Linked DNA regions of Homo sapiens: region 1 is linked to region 2. The links are chromatin loops, found by intact Hi-C in ENCODE. Cell type or tissue: MCF 10A. All regions are shown on one strand. Links, peaks and the distances in the headings refer to the core of each region. The heading gives the core; the rest is flanking DNA.

Region 1 (14,563 bases), core at 2,841-10,840, 940 kb before region 2:
TCACGGAGATCCACGAGCAGACCTACATCAACGGTGAGCCGGGGCCTGATGCCTGCTCGTGCCTCTGGAGGGCCCGGGCCCTTTCCGCTTGTGGGTTGGGGAGAGGGCGATGGGGAGCGGGGGAGGCTGGGGCTGGGGATCCCCTGTTCAGTGTCCCTCCTTGCTGTCAGGCCTCCTCACTGGGTACAGCTCCACCCTGTGGATCGGCTTGAATGACTTGGACACGAGCGGAGGCTGGCAGTGGTCGGACAACTCGCCCCTCAAGTACCTCAACTGGGAGAGTGGTGAGGCACAAGGTTGGGGGCGCAGGGCAGCATAGGGGCCCCGCGGGCTCTTGGCCTCCCATGGACTCCTCTCCTCATGTCCTCCTGCAGAGGGGCAGTGTGGGTAGGGGAAGCACCGACCTCCACCCCCCTCCCCAGACTGCGCCCCCCTAGCCCATGTAGGGCGGCGCTGCCCCAGGCCGAAGGTCTTGGTGCATATGGACTGGGTGCCAGCCTCCACTCACCTCTTCAGCCACCCCTGTGGGCAGCGGGCACCAGCGCACCCAGCAGCCTGGACGGGGAGGCCGGGGCGGGGCTGGTACTGGTTACTGGGTAGAAGGTTCAAGGCGACGTGCACCCAGGTTAGAAAGCGCGGAGGACCCCGTGGTCTGGGGCGGAGCTGGAGCTGAGCACCAGGCTTCCCGAACTGGCTCAGGCTTCCGAGGGAGCAGAGGGAGGTAGGAGGTTCTGAGCAGGGCCCCGGGAGCCACGGTGTGAGCTTCTCTCTCCGGGGGTGCTGGCGCCCTGCCCTCCCCACAGACCAGCCGGACAACCCCAGTGAGGAGAACTGTGGAGTGATCCGCACTGAGTCCTCGGGCGGCTGGCAGAACCGTGACTGCAGCATCGCGCTGCCCTATGTGTGCAAGAAGAAGCCCAACGCCACGGCCGAGCCCACCCCTCCAGGTGAGCCAGGGACTGTGCCGCAGGGTGGGGAGGGGCTCCCAGGGCCAGGGACACAGCCACAGAGCCGTGGCAGGCCCAGCCTCTCCTCCGGTTACCACCACAGCACAAGGGGACTCTGGATCCTCTGACTCTTATTTCATTGTTCAGTTAAAGTCTGAGCAAATTGGAATATGTCATTAATTCATTTGGGGAACATGTGCTGAGATCTGTGTTAAATGCTGGCAATACCCACTGTTACCTCGTAGAGACCACAGTCTGCTGGAGGTGACAGACATCTCAATGCAGTTAGACTATCCCAGGTCATGAGTGATTATAGAAATATGGATCAGTGTTAGAGGAGCATAGAGAAGAAACTGATTCAGCTTCTGAGAGTTAAGGAGGGGTTTATGGAAATAACATTTGATTTGGGCCTTTCAAATTGAGTCTAAGTTTAAAAGATATAAAGAGGTGTGGGGGAAGGGCATTCCTGGCAGAGGGAAGAGCATATGCAAAGGTGTGGAGGCCTAGAACTACACTGCAGCTTTAAGGGGTGGTGAGTGATGGCCGGGCACCGTGGCTCACACCTATAATCCCAGCACTTTGGGAGGCCAAGGCAGGAGGATTGCTTGAGCTCAGTAGTTCAAGACCAGCCTGGGCAACATAGCGAGACCCTGTCTCTGCAAAATATTTTTAAAAAATTAGCTGAGTGTGGTGATGCACGCCTGTCTACTAGGGAGGTCGAGGTGGGAGGATTGCTTGAGCCTGCAAGGTTGAGGCTGCAGTGAGCCTCGCTTGCACCACTGCACTCCAACCTGGGCAACAGAGCGAGACGAGACCCTGCCTCAAAAAATAAATAAATAAATAAATAAATAAATTTAAAAAAAAAAAGAAAAAAGAAAGAAAAAGAAAAAAATGGATGGTGCCTGTTGCAGTTTGGGTGGAGTATAGATTCTAACCACTTCAAGTATGGTCATCCAACCAGCAGCACAGCATCCCCGGAGGGCTTGTTAGAAATGCACAGTCAGGCCCGCCCCAGAGTAATTGAATCAGAACCTGCATTTAACAAGATCCTCAGATGATTCATGTGCAGACACAGTTTGGGAAGCCCTGGCTTAAAGGGCATGGTGAAGAAGAGGCAGGTTGCAGCCAGTCTCTGCAGGGTCTTGGCTGCTGGGCCAAGTTTGGGTGGGGCCAGGTAGGCTGTGGGGAGCCTTTGAAGATGTTTAAGCCAGGGAGTGTCTGGTTCTCGTTTGTGATCATAGAGACAGCTTTAGGGGCCTCGTGGAGGAGTTGGGGCAATGGACAGGGTCTGCTTTAGGGATTCTGCCCCTTACTGCTGTGTGGCCCTGGGCAAGCAGCTTAGTCTCTGGGGTGCAGAGTCCTCATTGCAAATGGAGAATGAAGCCACCCCCCTTGCAAGGTTGTTGTGAGGAAGGCTGGAGATCTGGCCTGGCACGAAGGAGTTTTTCTGTAGTTGGCTGTGGATGTTTACTGTGGTGTAGGTTGGAGGGGCTGTGCAGTTTCCTGCGAAGCTGTGGGGTGGTGAGGAGACTTTTACAAAGAAAATATGGCAACACACACACACACACACACACACACACACACACACACACAACACTAACTACAGACAGTAAAGAGTTTACAGAGCAAAACTTCTGCTCCTGACCATGGAAGTCTTGCCAATGATCGACTCAGGACTGGTTTTTTTGTTTGTTTGTTTGAGACAGGGTCTCACTCTGTCACCCAGGCTGGAGTGTAGTGGTGCGATCTTGGCTCACCACAACCTCTGCCTCCTAGGCTCAAGAGATTCTCGTGCCTCAGCCTCCTGAGTAGCTGGGATTACAGGCGGGCATCACTACTTCCCGGCTAACTTTTGTATTTTTAGTAGAGACGGGGTTTCACCATGTTGGCCAGGCTGGTCTTGAACTCCTGACCTCAGGTGATCTGCCCACCTCGGCCTCCCAAAGTGCTGGGATTACAGGCGTGAGCCACCGCACCCCGCCTTTTTATTTTTATTTTTATTTATTTATTTTTTGAAACAGAGTCTCGCTCTGTCGCCCAGGCTGGAGTGCAGTGGCACAATCTCCACTCACTGCAACCTCCGCCTCCCAGGTTCAAGCGATTCTCATCTCCAGGTTCAAGCGATTCTCATGCTCCAGCCTCCCGAGTAGCTGGGATTATAGGCATGAGTGTGCCACCACGCCCGGCTAATTTTTTTGTATTTTTAGAGATGGGGTTTCACCATGTTGCCCAGGCTGGTCTCGAACTCCTGTCTTCAAGTGATTCACCCGCCTCGGCCTCCCAAAGTGCTGGAATTACAGGCGTGAGCCACGGCTCTGGCCTGATTCAGGACTGCTGACCACTGCTTTATCTCCCATTCCGTAAGGGGCCAGGAGCAGAAGCTTGAAACGTCAGCAACCCGATCTAGGGCACCTCCACCTCTAGCTGGAGGGAGCCTTGGGCCCTAGTCCAGTCCTCCCACAAGCACCTTTCTGAAGGAAGGGGCCCGCTGGGAGGCCCGGGTGTGGGCATGCCTAGCCTATCTGTGGCCCCTTACCAAGTCCTCTGTCCTCTGGGTCTTCCCGGACCTGCAGACAGATGTAAGGCCTCGGATTTCCGCCCCTCTGCCCAGCCCATATCTCTCTGCACGAGGCATATTCTAGGCAGGTTCTGCTTTCCCGGTCTCATCACTTAAGTCCTGTCATTTCGAAGGCAGGCGCCCCGTCGTGTCCCCAAAGCATCCACATTTCCCAAGCTCCCTTCCGGTCCTTGAGGCCCCTCGGGTCTCAGCAGCCACTAAAATCCGCTTGTCTGGGGCGGCAGCCTCAGGTCTTAGCTCATTGGCTAACAAGAGATGATTGACAGGTCCTGAGCCAGAGAGCGAGCCCACCGGGCTCTCAGTCCGCCCAGCTTTGCCGGGTCTCCAGGAGCAGGTGTGGCTGGACCACTGGAATCCCAGTCTGAGGCCGTGTTCTAGTGGGCGCGCAGTTTCCTGCCCGACTAGGCAGAATCCTGCCCGAGCATGACACTGTGGGTGGTTTGGTGAAGTCCTGTTTTCTCTTGCCAAGACCAAGTAAGGGCTTGTTTGCCTCAGCTGCCCTCGGATCCCAACCCCTAGAAGGTGAACCTGAAAGGCATGGAAATCGGGGCAAGGGAGGGCCTGGGACGGGTGGATTTCTCAGCCCTGGGGTTCAGGGTTAGGAGTTAGGAGCGGGGAAGGAGTCCCAGCTGGGGGATGGGGCCGATCTGTAGTGACTTTGAGCACCTCCTAATGTTCTCGGTTGCCCGTCCACCAAGACCTCAGATTCCTGGTGGGCTTGCCTGGGCCCCATTAGTGGCTCAAGGTCCCGTTTCCCAGTTTTCTCCCTCCTGGGCTTCCCAGACCTGCACAGAGTGGGTGCTCAATAAATGTTATTTGAGAGAATAACAGTGATTCCATTTACTAGGCAGGGGGCCATAAGCCAAGCTTGAATCTCATAGCAGGAAACCCCATTTACAGAGGGAGAAACTGAGGTTCATGGGGCTGGTTTGTCCTTTCTACCCATCGTTTATTGACTGATTGATTGATGCATTGATTGAGATAAGGTCTTGCTGTGTCGCCCAGGCTGGAGTTTAGTGGTGCAATCATGGCTCACTGCAGCCTTGACCTCCCCGGGTCAAGTGATCCTCCCACCTCAGCCTCCTGAGTAGCGGGACCACAGGCGCACATCACCATGCCTGGCTAATTTTTTATTTTTTATAGAGATGGGGTCTCCCCTTTGTTGCCCAGTCTGTTCTTGAACTACTGGGCTCAAGCAATCCTCCAGCCTTAGCCTTCCAAAGTGCTGGGATTACAGGCCTGAGCCACCATGCCTGGCCCACCCATCGTATTCTGAGAGCCACAGCCAGAGGAAGTGTTCTGTCCTGGGTGGAATCTGCCACCACGACTTGGGTCTCTGTCCCGGGGCTCCAGCAGCCCTGTAAAGTTTTGTGTTTTTTTAGCATTTCCAAGACCTGTGGTGGGGACCGGGATTGATCTGGGAGAGTTTGGAGAGGAGGTGACTGGGAGGCCTCGCCTGTGTTGACGTCAACCCAGTGGGTTGGTTCCCAGACTGGGCGGCTCAGTCCCTGAGCAGCAGCCTCATGGGTCTCTGCAGACAGGTGGGCCAATGTGAAGGTGGAGTGCGAGCCGAGCTGGCAGCCCTTCCAGGGCCACTGCTACCGCCTGCAGGCCGAGAAGCGCAGCTGGCAGGAGTCCAAGAAGGCATGTCTACGGGGCGGTGGCGACCTGGTCAGCATCCACAGCATGGCGGAGCTGGAATTCATCACCAAGCAGATCAAGCAAGGTGAGGAGCTGCCCGCCCACGTGTCTGGGTGGAGGGCAGGGCCTCCCACTGCCCCACCCATCCTGTCCAGGAGCCTCAGAGAATGTTCCTTCCTCCCTACTGGTGGCTGAGGCTGACCTCTCAATGTTTTCTCTCCCCTCCTCTCCTGCTGCACCCCCAGAGGTGGAGGAGCTGTGGATCGGCCTCAACGATTTGAAACTGCAGATGAATTTTGAGTGGTCTGACGGGAGCCTTGTGAGCTTCACCCACTGGCACCCCTTTGAGCCCAACAACTTCCGGGACAGTCTGGAGGACTGTGTCACCATCTGGGGCCCGGTGAGATCTCCCTCTCCCTATCACAGGGCCACAAAATACACCCCCAACCTCCAGGTGCCACCCCAGCTGAAGGACATCCTAGTTACTATCAGAACCTGCCTGGAACCTCTTACCTCTCAGCAGTCCCCCTCCTCCCCACCAATGCCTTCCCTTCCATGTGAGAGACTGCCGGGGCTTGAATCCTACCTCCACCTCCACCTCCAAGTAGCCAAGTCACCTTGGGCAAGTTACTAGAGGGTCACTGGGGAGATCAGAGGAGTTAATTCTCGTGAAACCTTAGGCACAGTGCCTGGCGCATTCTTGGTCTCCTCCCAGCTGCCCTTCCCTGCCAGAAGGTGGCATCAGAACCCACATTATGTGCAGATACTTTGCAAGCAGGGCTGCACTCTGCCAGCCCTCGCCCCCAGTGCTCTACCCAGTCCAGGGTCCTGTCATCTCAAGAGATTGTTGGGTTTTATGACAATTTGCCATGGTTTGGGCTTAGATGTGGTGTAAGTGAAGGAATTGATGGAGGGCTTCAAGCAGAGATGAAAGACCCTTAAAAAAGGGACAAAGCCAGCTGAGTGTGGTGGCTCATGCCTATAATCCCAGCACATTGGGAGGCTGAGGCAGGCGGATCACTTGAGGTGAGGAGTTCGAGACCAGCCTGGCCAACATGGTGAAACCCCATCTCTACTAAAAATACAAAAATTAGCCAGGCGTGGTGGCAGATGCCTGTAATCCCAGCTACTCCAGAGGCTGAGGCAAGAGAATCGCTTGAACCTGGAAGGCAGAGGCTGCAGTGAGCTGAGATTGCACCACTGCACTCCAGCCTGGGTGACAGAGCAAGACCCTGTCTCAAAAAAAAAAAAATAAAATAAAAAGGAGAAAGCCGTAGGGACACAGACCACCCTTCCTAGGGACAGACAGGATGTTCTGCTGTCACATACTGCAAACAGTGCTGTGGACTGTAGTGGCAGTCATTTGCCTTAGGGGATGCTATTTAAGAATTTTAAAACAATTATGTATTGAGTATCTACCATGTGCCAGTCATTTTTCTGGGTGCTAGGATACACAAACACGCCTGCCCTCAGAATGGAGCTTAGAGACAGACATACTGCTGGCTGGGGGCCTGTGGATACTGGGGAGGGCGAAGACAGAAGCAGGGGCCGAGGACTAAATTCCTCCTCAGCTTCATCAGCTGAGATTCTGGTCTGGGCACACTGGCCTCTGCACACTCTGGCCCTGCAGGCACTAGCTAGACGCCTTGGGAATCCAAGCTGTCTATCCTGCCATCAGTTACTCTAACAATCTTAGCCAGTTTGTTTTTGATATTTATAAAACGAGTTATCAATAATGTAAAAGGACGCCTTTCCTTTTTTTTTTTTTTTTTTTGAGATGGAGTTTCACCCTGTCGCCCAGGCTGGAGTGCAATGGCACGATCTTGGCTCACTGGAACCTCTGCCTCCCAGGTTCAAGCGATTCTTCTGCCTGAGCCTCCCAAATAGCTGGGATTACAGGCATGCACCACCACAACCGGCTAACTTTTTGTATTTTCAGTAGAGATGGGGTTTCACCATGTTGGCCAGGCTGGTCTTGAACTCTTGACCTCAAGTGATCCGCCCACCTCGGCCTCCCAAAATGCTGGGATTACAGGCATGAGCCACCGCGCCGGGCCAGGATGCCTTTCCCATTTAGACAATGCTTGTTAAGTTTCAAGGCGTTTGCACATGAACTGCTTGTGCTCTCATCCACCCTGTGAGGCTTATGGGTTCATCCCGCCTTCCCCATTGCACAGCTGGGACACAGACATGTCAGAATCACACAGTAAGTCAGAGACAGGGCCAGCTCTAGGAACCAGATTCCAAGAAGGATTTGGGAGATTTATGGGGAGGTGGGGGTTGAGATTCTTCCTCACCCTGTGTCCGTAGGAAGGCCGCTGGAACGACAGTCCCTGTAACCAGTCCTTGCCATCCATCTGCAAGAAGGCAGGCCAGCTGAGCCAGGGGGCCGCCGAGGAGGACCATGGCTGCCGGAAGGTGAGGGTGTTTCTGGAGCTGCCCTGAGTGGGGCCACCTGTCAGAGGGGCTACCAGGGGAGGGAGAGGTGGATGAACTCCTGCTGCCTCGCATGGCATCGCCCTCTCGTCGGCACCCCCTTCCCTGAGCTCTCCAAACTGCTCCTTTATTGAAGGAGTGATACTGGATGGGATGGGACGGGTGGGCGCTGTTGGGAGGAAGCAGAGCTCCCCACCCCCAGCCCAGTCCTGAGTCCCTCCCCATGGGGGAAGCCACTTCCTCGAGACAGCAGAGAACAGGGAGGTGGGGGCTGGTCTACCCCCGAGTGCCCCCTCAGAGTCCAGCCTAGTCATGTCAAGCAGTGGCTGCCGAAGTGAAGTGTGGCCCCTGTGCACCGCCAGTCCTGACTTCCCCCTCCTCTGCCGTCTGACACAGGGCGTGTGCTGGTCTGTCTCCCCTGGAGGAGTGAGGCCACTCAGGGTGGGGCTGCACCTTCCCCCTCCTTGTGTTCCCAGCCCCAGTGGGCTTCTAGAGGATGTTTAGGGAGGTTGAGGGGGGGGGTGTCAAGGAATGAAAGCTGTGTAAGTGAGTGGGGGGTGAGTGACTGAGGGTGTGAGGGGGTGACAGACCCTCTCCTCCTCCAGGGAGTGGAGCAGGGGTGCAAATGCTGTGATGGGTGCGGGGAGCTTGCTTCTAAAAGACACTGCTTGGCCCTTGGCCCCCCCCAGCAGCCCCTTGCAGCCAGGCTGGCTCCTCACTCTGTTTTCCTTTGGATTAAGCCCCTACCACACCCACCTGGACCCCAAAGCCTCCCCCAGAAAATGAGCAGGAAACACTAACAGGCATGGCCCCATGGGCGAGGAAGCAGAGGGGAGAGCAGAGCCCAGCTGCGGAGTCTGTGGACTGGCAAGGACAGTGCCTGGCCCAGGGGCTGTGTCATGGCTGCGAAGAGGTGAAGGGAGGAGTAGAGAGGAATTACCAACTTCTCTGGCACCAAGGCCAGCCTGGAATTTGTGTGGGGAGTGTTGAGGGTCCATGGTTAACAGCCCAGGATCACCAGGGGTCTTGGCACAGCCCCTGCCAGCAGATGAGGCCCCCACCACACATACCACATCTGCTTCTCTTCTGCCTTGGCTCCTGCCAGCCTCGCCTGCCAGGGTCTCGTCTCTGAGCCCCTCCTGCCATCCCCGGGCCAGGAGCATCCTGCGCCGACTCCAGCTTTGCCAGGCCCTCGAGGACTGCCCATCCCCTCTCCATCCTGGCAGCTCTCCCCAGCCTTTAGCTGTGGTTTCCCAGCCAACAGTAATTTCCCCACTGTGTCTCTTGGTTTAAATGCCCAAGAGAGGAGCCTGAAGGGCCATTCATCTTCCCGAGCCGGGTCACTGGCCGGTCGCTGGTGGCCTGCCAATCAGCCACGCTGGGGCTGGGCCTCCACCCCAGCTTCCACAGCTGTGGGTGATGGTGGAGGGGGAATGTGGAGAAACGAGGTGCAGAACACAGCCCAGTACTCAAACCAGTCCCCTCCGTCCTGAGCACGTTCAGTGATGTCCCTGATGGCATCTCCCACCACAGGATTTATGGGTGAGGGTGGAGAGTCATCTTCCCTACAGACACCCCTCTTCTGTCCACTCTTGAGCCAGGGTTGGACGTGGCACAGCCCATCCTGCTACTGGCTGGGAGAAGACCAAGTGACCTACAGTGAGGCCCGGCGCCTGTGCACTGACCATGGCTCTCAGCTGGTCACCATCACCAACAGGTACAGCAGGGGCGGGTGCCCTGACTAGCCCTTGCCCATGTCTGGGCCTATTGTGGTCCCTTCAGCAAACAGGGTAGCATCTGCCATCATGCCCAGAGGGACCTGGAGTCCTGTGAACCTCAGTGGGCTCCAGGGCATTTTAAAATCTTGTCAGAAGAATGACTCTCACTTGTTAAGTGACCCCAGTGTAGGGCAGGGCCCGGGCAGGCACAGGTGTGGGCTGGATACTTGAGAAAGAGAGGCCTTGGTTGTGTCTGATTTTCTCTACTTTCTTCTCAGCAAAGCAAGGGGTGCAGAGAATAGAAGGGGCAGCTGGGGGTTCCATAAATCAGCTGCAGGGCTCCCAGGCGTCCCTGCTTTCTTGAGCAAGTTATTGGTCGGGTGCAGCACCCGAGCTCCCACGGTAGGGCGTCTGGCCTGTGACTGGGGGATTGGGAAGCAGGGAGATCCCTGCCCTGACCAGCCTGTCTCCTGAAGGTTCGAGCAGGCCTTCGTCAGCAGCCTCATCTACAACTGGGAGGGCGAGTACTTCTGGACGGCCCTGCAGGACCTCAACAGCACCGGCTCCTTCTTCTGGCTCAGTGGGGATGAAGTCATGTACACCCACTGGAACCGGGACCAGCCCGGTGAGCCCCTTATTTGACTTGCCTTGGTGAAGCGAGGAGGGAGGCCAGGGTGGACTGGCCCTGCCAGCACCGAGCCCCAGGGCTTCCCCATAAACAGATCATTGGTGCACTGTGGTGTAGTGTCTATGAGCACAAGCTCTGAAACCAAACTGCCTGGCTCCGATCATGACTCTGCCATCTTTTAGCTGTGCATCCTCTGAGCCTCAGTTTTCTCATCTGTCCAGTGGGAATAATGATCCTTTCCTCATAGGGATGACATGAGTCTTAAATATGTGTAAAGTGCTAATATGTGTAAAGAGTTAATGTGTGTAAAGTGTCTAGATTACTTCTCTATCTGGGCTCACAAAAAAGAAACAAATAATCTCTTCTCTATCTGGACTCATTTAAAAAATGTGTTCAGAATACTGAGCGCAATACAAGTGCTTGTTATTACTATTATTACCATTTCACATTCATTATCTTTCTAACCCCTTCAATAACCTGATGAGGTAGATGATGAAGCAGGCTCGGTGAGGTTAAGCAGCTTGCCTGAGCCCTCACAGTGGGTGAACCCAGAGCCAGGGCTCTGCCTCCATTCCCTTCCTCCCTCCTGGCTCCAACCCCAGAGAGCATGTCTCTGAAGAGGTGGCCAAGCTGGTTCCCAGTGTGAGGGCCGTGCTAGTGCCCTGCCGGGATGTGAGGGAGGACCAGACTATGAATCCTTCTCAGAGCCTGGGTCTCCCTTCCCTCTCCTTCAGGGTACAGCCGTGGGGGCTGCGTGGCGCTGGCCACTGGCAGCGCCATGGGGCTGTGGGAGGTGAAGAACTGTACCTCGTTCCGGGCCCGCTACATCTGCCGGCAGAGCCTGGGCACTCCAGTGACGCCGGAGCTGCCGGGGCCAGATCCCACGCCCAGCCTCACTGGCTCCTGTCCCCAGGGCTGGGCCTCGGACACCAAACTCCGGTATTGCTATAAGGTAGGGCAGCCTGTTGGCCGGGTAGGGGGCAGGGGGAGGACAGGAGCAAAGAGACAGTTTGGATGGAGGTCCCAGTGGGACCAGCCACAATCCAGAGACACACCAGGCTGCAGACGGGTGATTTCTGGTGAGACTTGTCCATGGAATCTGGAGGCCTGGTGCTCAGTAATCATTTGAGGAATTGAGGGAACCACAGATCATTGATTTCAGAGGTTCCCAAATGTTGGGGCCAGCCTAGCTGTTCTTCAGAATTGCTTGGGGAACCTGATAAAAATAAAATCTTGGCCGGGCGCAGTGGCTCACACCTGTAATCCCAGCACTTTGGGAGGTCAAGGCGGGTGGATCACGAGGTCAGGAGATCGAGACCATCCTGGCTAACATGGTGAAACCCCATCTCTACTAAAATACAAAAAATTAGCCAGGTGTGGTGGCAGGCGCCTGTTGTCCCAGCTACTCGGGAGGCTGAGGCAGGAGAATGGCATGAACCCAGGAGGCGGAGCTTGCAGTGAGCCGAGATCGTGCCACTGCACGCCAGCCTGGGTGACAGAGCGAGACTCCGTCTCAAAAATAAATAAATAAATAAATAAAGATAAAAATCTAGGCTGTCACAATGGAGATTTAGATTCATTAGGTCTGGATTGGGCCTGGTAATCTGTATTTTTAATCACGCTAGGTTTGGGAGCCACTGGCAGAGTCCGAGGTCTTTTATTATGCACAGAAACTGAAGTCTAGGGAGAAGAAGGGACTTACCCACGTTAAGCTGTGGCTCTGCTGGGATTAGAGCCCAGATCTCCCTGCTGGTCAGGGGATGGGGCTCAGGGGCCCTCTCCAGAAGGTGACTGTGCCAGCTCCCCTCCCCAGACCTCTGCAGATGAACAGGATTGTCCTTAGCTAGCCTTAGCCCCCTGTCCAGTAAGGCTCCAGGCCCCTCCTCTGCCATGGTGGGAAAGGCAGTAGGTGCCCCCTGAGGGGTGGGCCAGTGGGGACAGCTTAGACAGCTGGACTCTGCCCCTGCAGGTGTTCAGCTCAGAGCGGCTGCAGGACAAGAAGAGCTGGGTCCAGGCCCAGGGGGCCTGCCAGGAGCTGGGGGCCCAGCTGCTGAGCCTGGCCAGCTACGAGGAGGAGCACTTTGTGGCCAACATGCTCAACAAGATCTTCGGGTACTGAGCCGGGCTGAGGCGTGTTAGGAGGGCACCCGCACACGTGTAGGAGCAGGCATGGCCGACAGACCCTTGGTTTTGTTGGGCGAGCAGGGGGATGGCAGAATGTGGGTGACCCCAGGGAGGCCTGCATCTGCTGCTGGTGCCAGGACCATCTTGTCCTCACTCAAGTAGCCATGGTGCCCTGGCATCTTGGGAGAACAGGCTGGTGTGATCCATGCACTCATAGGAGACTGTGTTTTGCTCACCATCATCCCCCCAGCAATGCTCCAACAGACCCACAAACTTACATATGTACCCCCCACCCCATTGCAAAATCTCCCACATGCTGGTCCTGGCAAGTGTTTCCCCTCACCTTACACCATCCTACAATGACCCACACTCCTCAATCCACAGTTTTTCCTGAGAGATAGGAGGAGAAAGGCCGCAGCTATGAGGATTTGCCCATGGGCCTCCCTCTGAGACACCACCTCTGTCCTGGGCTCTGAGCATTAGCACGTGGAATCCCCTAGCACTGGGAAAATCGAGATGGATCTGGGCTTCCTGATAGCTTAATTGAAGGGATCTCTCCTCTCAGCAAACATTGAAATTACATTATTTGTCTCATAATTACAATAGCTCATGGTCATCACTTCTCACCACGTACCAGGCACTGTGCTAAACATATAGTCCTCACTCAAGCCTCCCGACAACCCTATGGAGCAGACGTTAACCCCTGACCCTTGTGGGTTGATAGAGAGGTTATTTGCCCAAGTTCATGGGTGAACGGATACTTGAATCCAGGTTTATTTAACTCCAGAGCCGTAGATCCCTGCCACCTCCTCATCTGAACTTCCTAAACTCCGTAAAGTAAAAGCCTGCAGAATCTTGCTGGACAGGGCACCCCCACCCAAAAGGAACCCAAACAAAGGGGAGGGGCCACTGCCCCTTGAGTGGATGGCTTGGTCCAGCTCTCCCCAGCTCTGTCTTGTGGGGAGAACTTTACCGAAGTGACCTCAACGCTGTATCGATGGGTCAATGTGAAGCCCAGATGGAGAGGCCCCAGGCCCTGGGGGCTGCCCCGGTCACAGCTGCAAGGGACAGGGGGCACGTTTGGGTTCCTGCCCCTCTCACTTCCCATCTCTTCCGTCCCCACTCCTGGGTTGTGCTGAAGTGAATCAGAACCCGAGATCCACGAGCAGCACTGGTTCTGGATCGGCCTGAACCGTCGGGATCCCAGAGGGGGTCAGAGTTGGCGCTGGAGCGACGGCGTAGGGGTGAGGGGGCCTGGGGTACTTGGGACTGCGAGGCCGGGAGCTTGGTGGGCGGGGCCTGTTTGGGGCGGGGCCTGGAGGTGGGCGGGTTTTCTTGAGGGCCGGGCCCCCAGTCGGAGCCGGCTTCAGGAAAGCAGGTCCGAGAGGGGTCACCCGGCCCCCGGTGAGAATTCGCAGCTCAGGCCAGGCCTCTTGTTCACCTGTTCCGGGCATGGGGGCGGCCTGCACCTTGCGCCTCACGTTCCTCTTCCCTCCACCCGCCTCCTCCAGTTCTCTTACCACAATTTCGACCGGAGCCGGCACGACGACGACGACATCCGAGGCTGTGCGGTGCTGGACCTGGCCTCCCTGCAGTGGGTGGCCATGCAGTGCGACACACAGCTGGACTGGATCTGCAAGATCCCCAGAGGTTGGCCGGAGTGGCGCTGGGGGACGCGGGATGGAGCGAAGGGTGGCGGGGCCAGGAATTCCAGGGAGGGTCTCCTTTCCTCACAACGTCTTTGTCCTTGTTCCCCTAGGTACGGACGTGCGGGAGCCCGACGACAGCCCTCAAGGTGAGCACCCCCCAGCCCATCCCGCTACCCATCGCGTGGGAGAGGGCGTCAACTCTGGGGTAAGTCCCGAGAGGCCTGAATGAAATGGAGGGGATGAGGAGTTCCGGTCGAGAGAAGGGGGACGGGGTTGGCTCGGACGGAGGCAGCCACAGCCCTGTTTGCTTCCGTGTGGGAGGCGAGGCAAGCCTGGGGCCTGGGGCCTGGCACGGTGCCTGCCTGGGTCCGGTGTGCCTGCAGGCTCGCCTGCTGCCGCCTGGCTCTGCCCCGGCCCTGCCGCGCCCGCCTCCGGGGCCTGGCGTGCAGCCTCTGCCTGGCCGCCGCTCCCACGCCCGCGCTGCTCCTGCAGGCCGACGGGAATGGCTGCGCTTCCAGGAGGCCGAGTACAAGTTCTTTGAGCACCACTCCACGTGGGCGCAGGCGCAGCGCATCTGCACGTGGTTCCAGGCCGAGCTGACCTCGGTGCACAGCCAGGCGGAGCTAGACTTCCTGAGCCACAACTTGCAGAAGGTGGGCATTGGATTGAGCAGGGGGCTGCAGGCTGGGGGAGGGCAGGCCCGGGATGAGGGCAGGGGGCTGCCTACCCACACCTGCCCGCCTGGCTTCTCCAGTTCTCCCGGGCCCAGGAGCAGCACTGGTGGATCGGCCTGCACACCTCTGAGAGCGATGGGCGCTTCAGGTAGGAACCCAGGCAGGCAG
Region 2 (15,564 bases), core at 1-8,000:
CCCATTCCAGCACACAGGCTTCTGCAGCAATCTCTGAGGGTAAAGCCGGTGGGAGGCTCAGCAGGCCAGGAGGCCCAAGGACAGGACTTGCGACCTTGAAGCCAAAGGAATCTCACTTGTGGGGCCTCCTTGTCAGCTCTGCTGCTGTCTCAGAGCCATCTGGATGAGTGTCCCGACACCCTCTCGGATGCAGGGCAGGACCACCCAGCTGGTCAGACTCTGATGTTGGGTAGCTGGCCTCTGTGGGGATTGTAAGTGCCCTGAGGCGCTCTGTACTAGAAACTGCTCTTAATAATAACGGTGATTATTGGTTGCTGCATTGCTGTTGTATGGCTCTTGAGTCTTCCTGAGTTTGTGTCCAGCTGTTGGGATCCTCTGGACTAACTTTCAAGTCCCTAGGCTTAGCTCTACTACTCCAATCCCAGGATTATTTTTTTAATTGGCCATAGAAATGTAGTTGTATCCAGGCACTCCATGGTCTGATGCTGGTCTTACAGCCTAAACCTGTCATTCATTCATGCAACTAATATTTCTGGAACACTAGCTATATACCAAGAACTGTACTTATCTAGAGCATAAGCTATTCAACTGGTGTCCTGTGTTAGATCCTGCTCTAGAAGGTAGGACCTGAACACAGGACTGCTCTTTACTGGAGCTGTCCCAGGGCAGTGTGAGCTGCTGTGCAAGCATCTGTTGCTCTCTTTGTGTGACTTCTGTGCCCTTCTTTCACCAAACAGCTTAAGGTTCTAGCCCAGTAGGAAATCAAGTGCCAGTGATAAGGGACTTGGCAGTGGCTCACACCTATAATCCCATCTACTCGAGAGGCTGAGGCGGGAGGATCACTTGAGCCCAGGAGTCTAAGGCTACAGTGAGCTATGATTGCACCATTGCATTCCAGCTTGGGTGACAGAGTGAGAACTCTTCTTTTTTTTTTTTTTTTTTTTTTTTTTGAGGCAGAGTCTCACTCTGTTGCCCAGGCTGGAGAGCAGTGGCACAATCTCAGCTCATTGCAGCCTTGACCTCCTGGACTCAAGCAGTCCTTCCACCTCAGCCTCCCAAGTAGCTAGAACTACAGGTGCATGCCACCACGCCCAGCTAATTTATATATATTTTTGTAGAGATGGGGTTTCACTATGTTGTCCAGGTTGGTGTCGAGCTCCTGAGCTCAAGTGGTCTGCACACTCGGCCTCCCAAAGTGCTGGGATTACAGGCATGAGCCACCACGCCCGGCTGAGTCTGTCTCTTTTTTTTTTGAGACAGAGTCTTGCTCTGTGGCCCAGGCTGGAGTGCAGTAGCATGATCTTGGCTCACTGCAACCTCCACCTCCCAGGTTCAAGTGATTCTCCTCCTTCAGCCTCCCAAGTAGCTGGGATTACAAGCAGGCACCACCATGCCCGGCTAATTTTTTTGTGGAGGGGGAGGGGAGAAAATTAAACTTTATTTATTTTTAAAAGCAAACCACCGGGAAAATATAACACAGCCTGGAAGCAGCAAATGGACAGGCTATATTATCATTTCAAGTAGTAAGTTGATGAAAATACAATGAGGTTGCTATCAAAACAATAACGTGCCATGCCGGGGCAGGAACACTGCAAGTTGCGAAAGCCCCAGGCAAAAATGGTTTTTGGTACTGGGGTCTGCCTCTCCTTTGCTATAAGGGAGTCAGCTCATCCTAGCCCAAGTTGCTTACTTTTTCTTCCTTGGATTTCCTGTTGCCAGGGTTTGTCTCAATTGTGCTTTGTTAATTCAGGGGGCTAAGTAGGCAGTGCTAGGTTTAGGCTTTCATTCCATCCGTTCTATAAAAACCAGGTTTTTCCAAATCCAGTACTTCATAACTCTGTTATAATCAAGTAGCCAACTGCTCTTCTTTTACTGTTCATTTCTAGATACTAGTATATATCACAATCAAAACCCCCTTCTCTTCACCGGGAAAGTGTTACTGCAAGATTGTCCTGTCATTTTGCTACACACAGCCTCGGCCCATCAGCCAGTAATTATGCTTCCCATAATTAGTATGTCATCACCTCTCATGTTTTTGCATGGTCTCCAGGCTGAAAGATGCAGCATGTAATAATTTTAAGAAATCTACATCTACATCTTGATGACCAGAAATGGGGATCCTCAAGGAAACTTTCAAAGTTCTTATCCAAACTAGTCTCCCTCCCAATTCCACATCTTAAAATCAATTTGTATCGCCTTGTATAAATTACACAAAACCAAGAAAACAAAGACCCAGAAAACTTTTTTGCCCTTCTAAGCGGGTGACCTCATGGATTTTGTTTCACAGCTTACGGAAAATGGTGTGGTGACACTTCTGGTAAACAGGATGTTGGCAACAAAGAGAAAATATCTCTCCTCAAACTCCACCAACTCTAACCTGCCAGCCTGTTGGTACCTGTGTAATAAGAAGAGTTTAGTGCCTTGGAGGGCTCTGGCTTGTTACAGGGGAGATCCTTACTGGCAGGACAAGCACTGGCCATAGGATATATAAGCTCTAAAACTCTCCTGTAATATCTCTGACCCAATTTAGCACCACTTTTTTCCATTTCATTTTTTAGGACTGAAACATAAAAGAACCAGTGTCCAGAGGCAAGTGACATATGTCTTACACTTGTGGCCATCCTTCATTTCTTCATAAACTTTGCTTAAAAGACTAAAATTCCCAATTCCTTATAAAAAATATATTCTTGCCCTCAGCCCCAGTGGCCACTGGCAAAGACTGTTATTTCCCAATGGATAAGAGAGCCTCCTTCATCTTCTTGGCCATAGTTGGGATGAGGTGCGTGTGGTCATCCACACACTTGGTCACACAACCGTCCAGCTGCTGCTTCACCTGAAGCTCCTTACTCCCAGTATCCATTGAATCTTTGGCTTTGTTGTTGCAATGCATGGCGCACCGGGCCAGGTGGTGCCGGAACTTCTCCAACTCACTGGTGAGCAAAGCCCGGGCTTGAGCCAGAGGCACATGGCAGTGCTTTGATGTACTGGTGCACCTACTGCATGGAGGCCTGGCTGTCCTCACAACAGCTGGTGCTGCACCGGAACATGAGACCCTGCATCTTCCAGATGTTCTCTCTCTCCAGACTCTTCACCATGGAGTCCACCACCTCCTGCACCCACAGCTGCTGCAGCTCTGCCATGGCGTCCCCATACCGCCCTGCACCGTGCCACCCCGGCTAATTTTTGTATCTTTAGTAGAGACCAGGTTTGGCCATGTTGGCCAGGCTGGTCTCGAACTCCTGACCTTAGGTGATCCGTCCATCTTGGCCTCCCAAAGTGCTGGGATTACAGGCATGAGCCATGGCGCCCAGCCTCTGTCTTTCAAAAAAAAAAAAAGGGACTTACTAGGGCCTGCTTTGCCTGGGTCCCTATGCATCCTGGGATTGGTCAGAGTGAACCAATGAGAAGACTGAGCTGCTCTCAAGAAGGGCTACCACAAGCTGGTTTTGAAAGCTTCTTGGTTCTGAGAACAACCAGCCCTAGATCCTTTTCATCTCTGATGCCAAATGATGTGGCACTGAGAACTGAAGAGGAAACGTGAACAGAAAGAAGAGTGAGGGCTGAATAAGAAGCCTCGCCAGTGGGAAATAGGGCCCTTGGTACCTTTTGCTCCTAATAGTCACATCTGTGTTTAGAAGGGCCAGGAACTCCCACCTCCTGCGTCAGAGCCTGTCAAGCATGTCAGGCCTAGAGTGGCTTTCTGATCCCTGTTATACACCTATTTATAAGTTATCTAAGCTAATTCTGAGCTCAGAGTAATTTTCCTGAAGGAGCTTCAGGTAAATAAGGATGACAAAGAACTAAAACCAAATTTACTGTAAATGATAACTTCAGCTTCTAAGAAAAGAATTACTGACTCCACACTGATGTCAATAGCTGGAGAGCAAGGGCTACGAGGAAGAAAACCAGTGAAATAATCCATGGTCATGCCACTTGCCCAAATATCTGAATTGCTTATCATTAAAAAAGAGCAAATTTACGTTTATATGTGGCTTCATAATTTGTAAGATACGTTTACATGTTATTTATTTGATTTTCCCAACAAACCTATAAAACACTTTGGCCAAGTATTTTATGCACAAATGATCTCATACCAAGCAGGAAAGAACAGGTCTTACACTGATAGACCTTGGTGTTTATAAAATAGCTCTGTTTTGGAAATTAATTTGGAGGAATCTTATTTATAATCTGAGAAATCTGTACTAAGGGAGTCTGCTCTTAAAGGGAACATGGCTAGTCATGTGAATAGATCTCTAATGTAGCATATAGAATCTTTATTAATATGGATTGTTGCATAACCAATTATCTTACATCAAGACATGCTTACTGTAAGGCACAGTAAAGGCTCCTGTGATGATGGCTCTGCACTGACCCCTAGTGGTGCCCTGCAGTCTCTCTCCTGCAGTTAATAGGAAAGGCAGAAATGAACCCTTCTTGAATTTGTTCTGCTGTCTCTAGATCTGGAAAAGAGACCCTGAGCTATTCAAATAAAGATGGTCACGGCCGGGTGCGGTGGCTCCCGCTTGTAATCCCAGCACTTTGGGAAGCCGAGGCGGGTGGATTACCTGAGGTCAGGAATTCGAGACTAGCCTGGCCAACATGGTGAAACCCCGTCTCTACTAAAAATACAAAAATTAGCCAGGCATGGTGGCAGGCGCCTGTAGTCCCAGCTACTCAGGAGGCTGAGGCAGGAGAATCACTTGAACCCGGGAGGTGGAGGTTGCAGTGAGCCGAGATCACACCATTGCACTCCAGCCTGGGGCACAAGAGCGAGACTCCGTCTCAAAAAAAAAACATTAAAGATGGTTACATCCATATGCCAAGGTATTATGTTGCCACTAAAAATTATTTTTTAAAGAATCTTTTGTCAGAGAAAATGTTTAGAATATAACATTAAGTGGGAAAAAAGATACAAAACTACATGTATAGTGTGGTCCAAATTTTGAAATAGATATGTATATATTTATTTAACATATTATATATATGAACTTTTTAAAAAAGACTAGAAGGAAATGTACTAAAATATCAAAACAGGTTATCTCAGGGTAGTGATGTTATTACTGAGCTTTATATTCTGTAATCATGTTTTCCTTTTTTCTTTCTTTCTTTTCTTTTCTTAAGAGATGGTGTCTTCCCGGCCGGGCGCGGTGGCTCACGCCTGTAATCCCAGCACTTTGGGAGGCCGATGTGTGTGGATCATAAGGTCAGGAGTTCGAGACCAGCCTGGCCAATGTGGTGAAACCCCGTCTCTACTAAAAATATAAAAATTGGCTGGGCGTGGTGGCGGGCGCCTGTAATCCCAGCTACTTGGGAAGCTGAGGCAGGAGAGTCATTTGAACCCAGGAGGCGGAAGTTGCAGTGAGCCAAGATCGCACCACTGCACTCCAGCCTGGGCGACAGAGCAAGACTCCGTCTCACCGAAAAAAGAAAAAAAAGAGAGAGAGAGAGATGGGGTCTTCCTGTGTAAGGCTGGTTTTGAATTCCTGGCTCCTAGGGATCCTCTTGCCTCAGCCTCCCAAAGTGCTGGGATTATAGGTGTGAGCCACTGTGCCCAGCCCCCATGTTTTACTTTTATCAGGTGACATAATTAAAAAAAAACCAAAAGCTAGTCTCACAGCATCTGAGAGTCTGGGAGTCAGATGCATGTTAAAGTCAGAGGAATGAGGTCCAGTGCTGGCTTGGCTTGCTTTGCCTTATCTTTGGTTATTGTCTTAGCAACATAAAATTATTCAAGGTCTTGAAGCCACCTTGGGCTTACCTTCAAGTGTCCTTTTAGTGGGACAGAAGTATCTGTGATAGGCTCTGTTCACAGTCTTGACTGTTATAAGAAGCACTCTTGTGCGTAGCCACCTCCCCTCTGCTAGAGGCCCTGGCTGAATCCAAGAGGAACAGCAAAGGCTGTGCCTCCAACCAACTGTGGAAATTCAGCCATGTGGTTGAGTTACTTTTTTTTCTCTGAAACTTATAGCAGTCAATAAATTTTCAAACTCGAAGAGCCCCCAATTCCCAGACTTATTTGAATCCCCAAAGACACTTCTGGAGACATTCTCTTCACAGAAAATAAGTCTGGCAAAAGGGAATGCGATGATAGATCCACAATACTCTTTTTCTTTTCCTTTTCCTTTCCTTTCTTTCTTTCTTTTCTTTTCTTTTTTTTGTGTGTGTGTGTGTGTAACAGGGTCTTTGTCAGCCAAGCTGGAGTGCAGTGGCACAACCATCGCTCACTGCAGCCTCAACCTCTCAGGCTCAAGCAATCCTTCTGCTTCAGCCTCCTTGCATGCCACCATGCCCGGTTATTTTATGTTTTGAAGAGATGGGGTATTGCTATGTTGACAGGGCTGGTCTTGAACTCCTGGGCTCAAGTGATCCTCCCATCTTGGCCTCCTGAAGTGCTGGGATTACAGGTATGAGCCATCAGCCTGGTGCCACACTACTCTTAACTGAAATTATTCTATGTCCAGCCAGTGAACAGGATAGCATTTTTACTTCTTTGTTCTTTTTATTTTTTGTGTATGCCCAAAAGGTAACATTTATTGTCTTTAAAAAGGCAAATCTTACATAAATAAATAACAACAACAACAACAACAAAATTCCCATTTAATTCTACCTCCTAAGATACAACCACCATTAACGATTTATATTTTTTCACTCTTTGGAGCCAGTCTGCTAGGGACCAAATTCTAGCTCTGCCAACAGCTAGCAACCTTGGACAAGAACTTAACCTCTTTGTACATGCTTCTTTACCTGTAAAATGGGGGTAATGATAGTACCGATTACATGCGGCTGTTTTGAGAATTAAGTTAATATATGTTAAGCACTTGAAACAGCACCTGGCAATAGTTAAGTGTTCAATAAATGTTGGCCTTTTTCTAAGTGTGAATGAGCATTTTTTTTTTCATTAAAAAATTTTTTTGGCCAGGCATGGTGGCTAATGCCTGCAATCCTAGCACTTTGGGAGGCCGAGGCAGGTGGATTGCCTGAGCTCAGGAGTTCAAGACCACCCTAGGGAAAACATGGTGAAACACAACATCTACTAAAATACAAAAATTAGCTGGGCTGGGTGGTGCTTGCCTGTAATCCCAGCTACTCGGGAGGCTGAGGCAGGAGAATTGCTTGAACCCAGGAGGCAGAGGTTGCAGTGAGATTGCACCACTGCACTCCAGCCTGGGCCACAGAGCAAGACTCTGTCTCAAAAAAAAAAAAATTTTTTTTTAATTGATATGGGATCTTGCCATGTTGCCCAGGCCAGTCTTGAACTCCTGGGCTCAAGTGATCCTCCCAGCTTGACCTCCCAAAATGCTGGGATTATAGGTGTGAGCCACCTTGCCTGGCCAGCTTCTTTTTTTTTTTTTTTTAAATAGACATGGAGTCTCAGTATGTTGGACAGGCATATCAGGGTCTTGATACGTAGTTTTGAACTCATGGCCTGAAGCAATTCTGCCTCAGCCTCCCAAAGTGTTGAGATTACAGGCATAAGCCACCACACCTGGCCTGAATGAGCATTTTTTAAAACTGAAAAGTGATCATGCTATATACTTTGCTTTAACCTTTTTTTTTTCACTTCACAATACATCCTGGTTACCTTTTAGTATTAGTATGGAGAAGTCTCTTCATTCTTTTTAATAGCTACATAACTTTTTTGGTATTAACGTGTCATAATTTAACCAGTCTCCTATCAATGGGCATTTGGATTGTCTGTTTTAAAAAAGATGCTAGGGCCGGGCATGGTGGCTCACACTTGTAATCCCAGCACTTCAAGAGGCTGAGGCGGGCAGATAGCTTGAGCCGAAAGAGTTCAAGACCAGCCTGGGCAACATGGCAAAACCCTGTCTCTACAAAACATACAAAAGTTAGCAGGGCATGGTGGTGTGCACCTGTAGTCCCAGCTACTTGAGAGGCTGGGGTGGAAAGATTGAGCCCAGGAGGTCAAGGCTTCAGTGAGCTATGATTACACCACTTCACTCCAGCCTGGGTGATGGAGTAAGACTCTGTCTTCAAAAATAAAATGAAAATAAAAAGTCAGGTGTGGTGCCATGAGCCTGTAGTATCAGCTACTGAGGAGACTGAGACAGGAGGATCCCTTGAACCTGGGAGGTTGAGCTTGTGGTAAGCTATGACTGTGCCACTGTACTCCAGTCTGGAGGACAGCAAGACCTTGTCTCAAAAAAGAATTTTCGGCTGGGTACAGTGGCTCATGCCTGTAATCCCAGCACTTTGGGCGGCCAAGGTGAGCGGATCATGAGGTCAGGAGATTGAGACCATCCTTGCTAACACGGTGAAATCCCGTCTCTACTAAAAATACAAAAAGTTAGCCAAGCATGGTGGCAGGCGCCTGTAGTCCCAGCTACTTGGGAGGCTGAGGCAGGAGAATGGTGTGAACCCGGGAGGCAGAGCTTGCAGTGAGCCGAGATCACGCCACTGCACTCCAGCCTGGGTGACAGAGCGAGACTCCGTCTCAAAAAAAAAAAAAAAAAGAAGATAAAATACTGCATATACCTAAAAGGGAACATTATGGAAATTACATTCAGTTACTAACATCTCCATTTGAGGTTCACTTACTCATTTGACAAATATTTGTTTTTTAATGTGCTATGAAAGATGAGAGGCATGCTGATTTGAAAGCAGCTTCTGTCTTTATGCTTAATTTGGTTGTTTTGTTTTGCTTTGTTTTGCTTTGTTTTGTTTTGTTTGAGGGTCTGGCCCTGTCATCTAGGCTGGAGTGCAGTGATAGGATCATAGCTCACTGTAGCCTTACCTCCTGAGCTCAAGCAGTTCTCCAACCTCAGCTTCTTGAGTAGCTAGGACTACAGGCACACGCCACCATACCTGGATAATTTTAAATTTTTTTTGTAGAGACGAGGTCTAACTATGTTTCCCAGACTGGTCTCAAACTCCTGGCGTCAAGCAATCCTCCCTCATTAGCCTCCTAAAATGTTAGGATTATAGACATATGAGCCACCACACCTGGCCTTTTTATACATACTTGGTTAAAGACAATTATTAGCAGGACACATGCTTTGATGAAGAAAGTACCCAGTGCTCTGACAGCATGTCTGAGGGCCTTAACCCGGACTTGGAGTTGTCTGTCTGAGAAGGCTTCCTGGAGAATGCTGTATAGGCTTAGCTCTTCCCTGAAAGAATGGAGGTGGGGGCTGGGCGTGGTGGCTCATGCCTGTAATCCCAGCACTTTGGGAGGCCGAGGCGGCAGATCACGAGGTCAGGAGATCGAGACCATCCTGGCTAACGCGGTGAAACCCCGTCTCTACTAAAAAAAAAATACAAAAAATTAGCCAGGCGTGGTGGCGGGCACCTGTAGTCCCAGCTACTCGGGAGGCTGAGGCAGGAGAATGGCATGAACCCGGCAGGCGGAGCTTGCGTCACTGCACTCCAGCCTGGGCGAGAGAGCAAGACTCCGTCTCAAAAAAAAAAAAAAAAAAAAAAAAAAAGAATGGAGGTGGAAGCAGAAGCGAAGAGGATTTCATGCAGAGAACATAGCACACGCAGAGGTATAGAAGCAAGAGAAATTCACATTTGAGGAATTGCTGGTGGTTCTATGTGGCTGGGGCATAGAATTTGAATAATGGGGTTAACTATTATAGTTAAGGTGGAAATAGAAGGACGTGTGGCTGAAGAAGAAGGTATGGGTTGGGTCCTGAAGGACCTTCTTAACTACATTCACATATATGACTTATCCTAAGGGTGATGGGAAACTTTTTAGGGAGGGTATGGCAGAATCAGGTGTCCATTTCAGAAAGATCAATCTGTGATGTGAATATATGTTGAGAGGCTGTTACGCTTAAGTCATGCAGGTAAGAGATTTTGGTGGTTTGAGCTAGGGTGGTAAAATGGGATGGGAGAGGGATGGACAGATTGGAGACTTGTTCAAGACTGGCTGTGGGGGAAAGAAATGGAGAGAAAGAGCTATCTGATCATTCGAAGGTATCCAACTTGGGAAACTGGAGAGGGACAGAGAAAATACAGAACTATGGGGGAAAATGGTTTCAGTTTGGACCCAAAATTGGAGGTTCCTGTGGGACACCCATGTCTGTGGAGTTCAGAAGAAAGACATCCCTGAGCTAGAGACACAGTTGAGATTCTGGAATCCTCAGCGCATATGGTAACTGCAGTATGGGAATGTTTGAGATGGCTGGTTGAGACACCGACAGTGCAAATGAAGCCACAAAGAAGGCAGTTGTAAGAAAGGTAGAAGGTAAATCAGAAGGTTGTTTTCAGCTAAAGACTCAGGTAGATGTACTGCGGTTCTCCATGTGTGAGGCACTATTCTAAGTGCTGGTGATAGAGCAGTAAGCAGGACAAAATTCCTGCTCCTGCATACCTTATGTTTGTGGTAGTTGGAGTAGAGCAAACAAATAAATATATAATTTTAGCCACTGAGAAAAAAAAACAAGGAAAAAATATACAAATACAGAATGATGGAAGGGAGGGGTCATTTTGGATGGGGTGATAAGAAATGACTTAAAAGCAGACGTTTGAGCAGAGACTTGAATAAACTGCAGAAATGAGAACATCTTGGCTTGGTAGTTTCAAAGAATGGAAAGAAGGCCAGAGTAGCTAGAGGACAGTGATGGAGGGACAGGATGGAGGGGCCAGCTCCTATTGGGCTTGGCAGGTCATGACAAAGAATTGGGGTTTTATTCTGAGTGTGATGGGAGGGAAGCCATTGGAGGGCTGACAGTGGGCAGGGGGTAGGGTGGCGTGATCTGAATTACATTTTACAGGGATCACTCTGGTTGCTATTGGGGAATCATTTGTTGGGCTGCCACAGAGGAAACAATGGAGGCCAGATAGGAGTCTGGGGCAGTCATTCAGGAGAGTAGGTGGTGGCTTGGATAAGGGGGGTGGGATGAGAAGTGGTTGGATTCAGGTGTGTGTGTGTGTGTGTGTGTGTGTGTGTGTGTGTGTGTATTTTTATTGTATTTTTTTTGGAGACAGGGTTTCACTCTATTGCTCAGGCTGGAGTGCAGTGGCACAATCTCGGCTCACTGCAACCTCCGCCTTCTAGGTTCAAGCGATTCTCCTGCCTCAGCCTCCAAGTAGCTAGGATTACAGGCCACCACACCTGGCTAATTTTTATATTTTTAATAGAGATGGGGTTTCACCATATTGGCCAAGCTGGTTTCGAACTCCTGACCTCAGGTGATCCACCTGCCCTGGCCTCCCAAAGCGCTGGGATTACAGGTGTGAGCCACTGCGTCCGACCTGATTCAGATACATTTTGAAGTGGGAGCTGAAAAGATTTGCTGCATGTTTGGATATATGGGTGTCAGGGAGAGAGAATAATCAAGGAACACTCCTAGGTTTGTACAGAGGGTCTCTGACTTACTATGGTTCGGCTTATACCTTTTTTTTTTTTTTTTTTTTTTGAGATGGAGTTTTGCTTTTGTTGCCCAGGCTGGAGTGCAATGGCATGATCTTGGCTCACTGCAACCTCTGTCTCCCGGATTCAAGCAATTGTCCTGCCTCAGCCTCCCAAGTAGCTGGGATTACAGGTGTGCGCTACCACGCCCAGCTAATTTTTTATTTTTAGTAGAGATAGGGTTTTACCATGTTGGTCAGGCTGGTCTCGAACTCCTGACCTCAAGTGATCCACCCGCCTCAGCCTCCCAAAGTGCTGGGATTACAGGTGTGAGCCACTGTGCCCCGGCCTCAGCTTATGATTTTTGGCGTTATGATGGTTCAAAAGCAACACACAATTCAGTAGAAACTGTGCTTTGAGTACAACCATTCTGTTTTTCATTTTCAGTACAGTATTTGGTAAATTACATGAGCTATTCAAAACTTTCTTATAAAATAGGCTTTGTGTTAGATAATTTTGTCCAACTGTAGGCTAACTTAAGTGTTCGAGCACGCTTAAGATAGGCTTGGCTAAGCTATGATGTTCAGTAGGTCAGGTGTATTAAATGCATTTTCTACTTAACGATTGTTCATCTGATGGTTTATCTGGACATGGCCCCATGGTAAGTCGAGCAGCATCTGTGCTTTAGCAATTGGGAAAACAGAAAGGAGCATGGCAGCTCACACCTGTAATTCCAGCAATTTGGGAAGTTGAGGTGGGAGGATTGCTTGAGCCCAGGAGTTTGAGACCAGTTTGGGCAAAATGGTGGGACACCCCCAACTCTACAGAAAATTTTTTTTACAAAGGCTCTACTCTACCTGACAAAATCTTATTCCTTAGTATTTAATTTCTCTTCTTAGGGAGAATTTAAATTTAATTAAGTAATTTAAATTAAAATTTTTTCCTGGCAGGGGTGGATAATGAAAAAAAGGTTGAGAAACACTGGCCTAGTGCAAGAACATGGCCTTTGGGAGTCACACAGGCTTGGTATGAATCCTGGCTCCACTACTTGGACACAGTGCTTAACCTCTCTAAGCTTCACTTTCATCATTTAAATGCCCACAGTATTAGCATAATAACCTTAGAGTTATTGGAAAAATTAAATGCAATGACGTGCCTGTTATATTGATAAATACTAATTTTCTTTCCCCTTTATCCCCGCTTTCAAGAATAGAGATTATTATAGTTAAGGAACTCCAGTAAACTGGGTAGAGACCAAATCAAGTGGGAATATGGCAGGCTTAAGCTTGTTGGAAGAAAAAGAAAACAGGACAAGGGGGCTGATTAAATATACGGAGATGAGTGTAAAGAAATAAGGGAGGCTGCTTGCAGTGGCTCACGCCTGTAATCCCAGCACTTTGGGAGGCCGAGGCTGGCGGATCACCTGAGGTCTGGAGTTCGAGACCAGCCTGGACAACATGGCGAAACCCCGTCTCTACTAAAAATTCAAAAATTAGCCGGGCGTGGTGGCGCACGCCTGTTAATCCCAGCTACTTGAGAGGCTGAAGCAGGAGAATTGCTTGAACACGGGAGACGGAGGTTGCAGTGAGCCGAGATCGCGCCACTGCACTCCAGCCTGGACGACAGTGTGAGACTCCATCTCGAAAAATAAAAAAGAAAAAGAAAAGAAATAGGGGAGAGCCCAAGGTAATTCTTAAGGGATTTGACACTCAAGGCAAAGCCACCACTAAATGTTCTTAGTGGACAGTGGACAATGACATCTGAGGAAGATTATTCTGGAGCCTGACATATTACACTGGAACAGAGGCCGGAGAAAGGAGCCCACATTAATTGTGGTGGACTTGGAATCTGAAGATCTGAGTGTATAAAATGTTGAACAATGAAAAGGTTGGGGAAATTAATTATGGTGCCTTTAATTTTGAAACATCATGCAATCAGTACAATTGTTTTGGAAGGATATTTGGTGGCACGGGAAAACAGAATAAAATGTAAGCATACTACAAAACAATACAAAGCCATTTTTGTCAAACGCCTATCTAGGTAGGAAATAGATTATCTCTGGGGTGGGATCTTTTCTTTTTCATAGTTTTCTGCATTTTTCAATTTTCCTACAAAAAGCTCGTGTTGCTTTTATAAGAAAAAAGTTATTTTCTGAAAGAACCTCTGGCGGAACTCAGATTTCCAGGGACCCACATGCCAGCACTATCCCAGCCTCGGGTGTCTGAGGTACCTAGACCAGAGGGTGTGGCCCTGGAGGTGTGAGACAGGGAAAGCTGGGCTGGGCCGGCCGCCCCTGCCCGGGGCAAGAGCAGCGTCGGGACCGGAGGACCAGTCGGGGGATGGGGCCGCAGAGGTGGCCGCGCGCCGGGAAGTGCTCAGGCCAGACCCTCCCCACTCGTTACACGCCCTGTGCTGGGCACGGGGAGGAGCAGGACGCCACCCTCTGGAACCACCCAGATCGCTGGGGCCTCCGAGAACCCGGAGGGCGGAAGGCCTGAGGGCCCCCTGCAGCCGCCTACTCCTCACCCCAGCCCTAAAGTAGCCGGCGGGGAACTGCGCCAGCCCGCGCGCCCGCCGAGCCTTCGGTGACTGACGGGAGGTGGGAATGTGGGCGGAGCCTCACGCCGGAGCTGTGATTGGAACAACCAACACCTCCCAATCTCTCCCAAGAGAGGGAGACAGCACCAGAGAGGGATGCGCAGAGGCGGGGGCTTAGAGGCCTCTACGTGATTGGCTAACAGCGCAGGGAGCCGGGCGCTGTCCCGATGATTGGCAGGCGCTAGACAGCCCTCGGAAACCGCCTTGGCTTCGCCCATTGGCATCCTGTGAGAGTAGGCGGGATTGGTTCATCGTGTGGTGCTGATGATTAGCTGGCCGCTGAGAGTTAGGGTGTTGGGAGAGAGTTGGAGGGGGACGGCGGGGGCTGCCGACTTCCTTCTTGTTATTGGCTGGTGAGGTGGGTGGGGGTGGTGCGACGGCCCAGCGGCTGCCTGGGATTGGTGGGGGCCGGCGTGAGTGACAGACAGGGGGGCGAGCTGCGCGACCAGCGGTTTGTTTTTCGGAGCGTTCCTGAGGTGGAGAACGGTGGCCGGACGGAGAGACTGCGGGTCTGAGGGACTGGCGGGCGGGCGGGCCGAGCGGCGCCGCCGAGGCCGGGCTGGGCCGAGCCCAGGAGCGCCCGGGATGTAGCGGGCCACCCTGCCGATGCCACAGCGCCCGGCCGCGGGCGGAGCCGGAGCCGGAGCCTGGGGAGGCGGCGGGGGCCCAGAGCGCAGCCCGCGCCCCCCGCGCGGAGCCAGGCCCGCTGCCGTCCCCGCCGCCCGGGCCCCCGGCATGCAGCCCCGGCTGCGGAGGTGACACTCACGGACCTTAGCCACCGCCGCCGCCATCGCCACCATGGGTAAGTGTCGCCACCGCCCCGGCCTGTGCCCGCGCTGCTTCGCGACGCCCCGCCCCAGGCTGAGGGAGGAGGACCCTGGGCCACCGCCTGACAGGCATGGACAGCCCGCCCGGCCCGGGGCTGCGGACCGCCGGCCGGCCGGCCGCCCGCCCCGCTCGCGCGCCGCGGCCCGGGCGGGGGTTCTGGCTCCGCGGGGCGGCCCGGCCGGCAGAGCCCGCTCGGCAGCCCTCCTTCTGGGCGGCGCGGCGGGCGCATCCCGGGGAAGCGGCGGCGGGACCGAGGGCCCGTGCTCCGCGGGGCAGCCTGGTCCGAACGAGCCGGACCGCGAGCCCGAGGGCGGGGGAGCAAGAGCGCAGTGTGGGGCCCGGGCTGGAGGCTGCCGCAGGCCCAGCTGCTGTTGTGTCTTTTCCTTGATTTGCTTTTTTTTCCTGCCTGTGTCATTTCCTTCCCTTTGCTCACACAGGCCGGCCTGTGAGAGTTCCCGGGGCTTGCTCTCCAGCCCTGTGCGCGCCCCAGCGCAGGGGGGAGGGCGTGCGGGGCTCGGCTAGGAGGCGATTAAACTGGAGCTGTGATCAAGCGCGCGGTTGACAAATGCGTGCTGCACGCAGATTGCTGGGGGTCAGGAGTTGGTCGGATGCTGCCAGTTAGAATTCACATCCTACTTTTTGAAAAATCCCGTTGCAGGGGTTTAATCCATTATTTTTTTCTTGCGGTATCCCTGAAATTATGTAACTTTTGAAAGAAACATTTGCTACACAAAAGAATTTCTCTGAAATCACTTCCTTTTTGTCAGTATTTACAATTTCTACTGTGAAGATGTAATCTAAGGAAAGCTTTTAATGTCTTC

The links. A loop is a pair of places that touch in the nucleus more often than their neighbours do. Peaks named below come from ENCODE experiments on the same cell type or tissue, not always from the same donor. Only the 100,000 strongest peaks of a DNase experiment are listed, where the experiment ranks them.
Region 1: it touches region 2 in a loop (6-fold over the local background); 3 of 110 quality-filtered maps call a loop at or near these places.

What each region holds. Positions count from the first base shown.
Region 1 is chr17:62,666,587-62,681,149 of GRCh38, forward strand. It overlaps MRC2 (mannose receptor C-type 2), which reads left to right. Exons shown (of 30, transcript NM_006039.5): 4 at 1-33; 5 at 171-284; 6 at 804-947; 7 at 5,063-5,251; 8 at 5,412-5,566; 9 at 7,477-7,584; 10 at 9,204-9,319; 11 at 9,797-9,945; 12 at 10,683-10,900; 13 at 11,918-12,060; 14 at 13,214-13,316; 15 at 13,584-13,722; 16 at 13,832-13,867; 17 at 14,214-14,374; 1 more. Among named protein-coding and RNA genes, the nearest start is that of MARCHF10-AS1, 32 kb to the right of the region's middle. RefSeq lists enhancers at 2,873-3,632, 3,633-4,391, 4,711-5,211, 5,212-5,712, 5,960-6,029 and 2 more and a silencer at 5,722-6,016. In MCF 10A, for the core only: a CTCF peak has its summit at 5,905 (motif pointing right); DNase peaks (open chromatin) are centred at 3,965, 5,175 and 5,895.
Region 2 is chr17:63,608,047-63,623,610 of GRCh38, forward strand. It overlaps TACO1 (translational activator of cytochrome c oxidase I), which reads left to right. Exons shown (of 5, transcript NM_016360.4): 5 at 1-319. It overlaps MAP3K3 (mitogen-activated protein kinase kinase kinase 3), which reads left to right and starts at 14,371. Exons shown (of 16, transcript NM_002401.5): 1 at 14,371-14,717. The coding sequence starts at 14,714. It also overlaps the pseudogene FAM136DP. RefSeq lists enhancers at 2,560-3,060, 3,061-3,561 and silencers at 13,612-13,681, 14,292-14,681, 14,772-14,831, 15,072-15,121. In MCF 10A, for the core only: a CTCF peak has its summit at 4,360 (motif pointing left); a DNase peak (open chromatin) is centred at 4,365.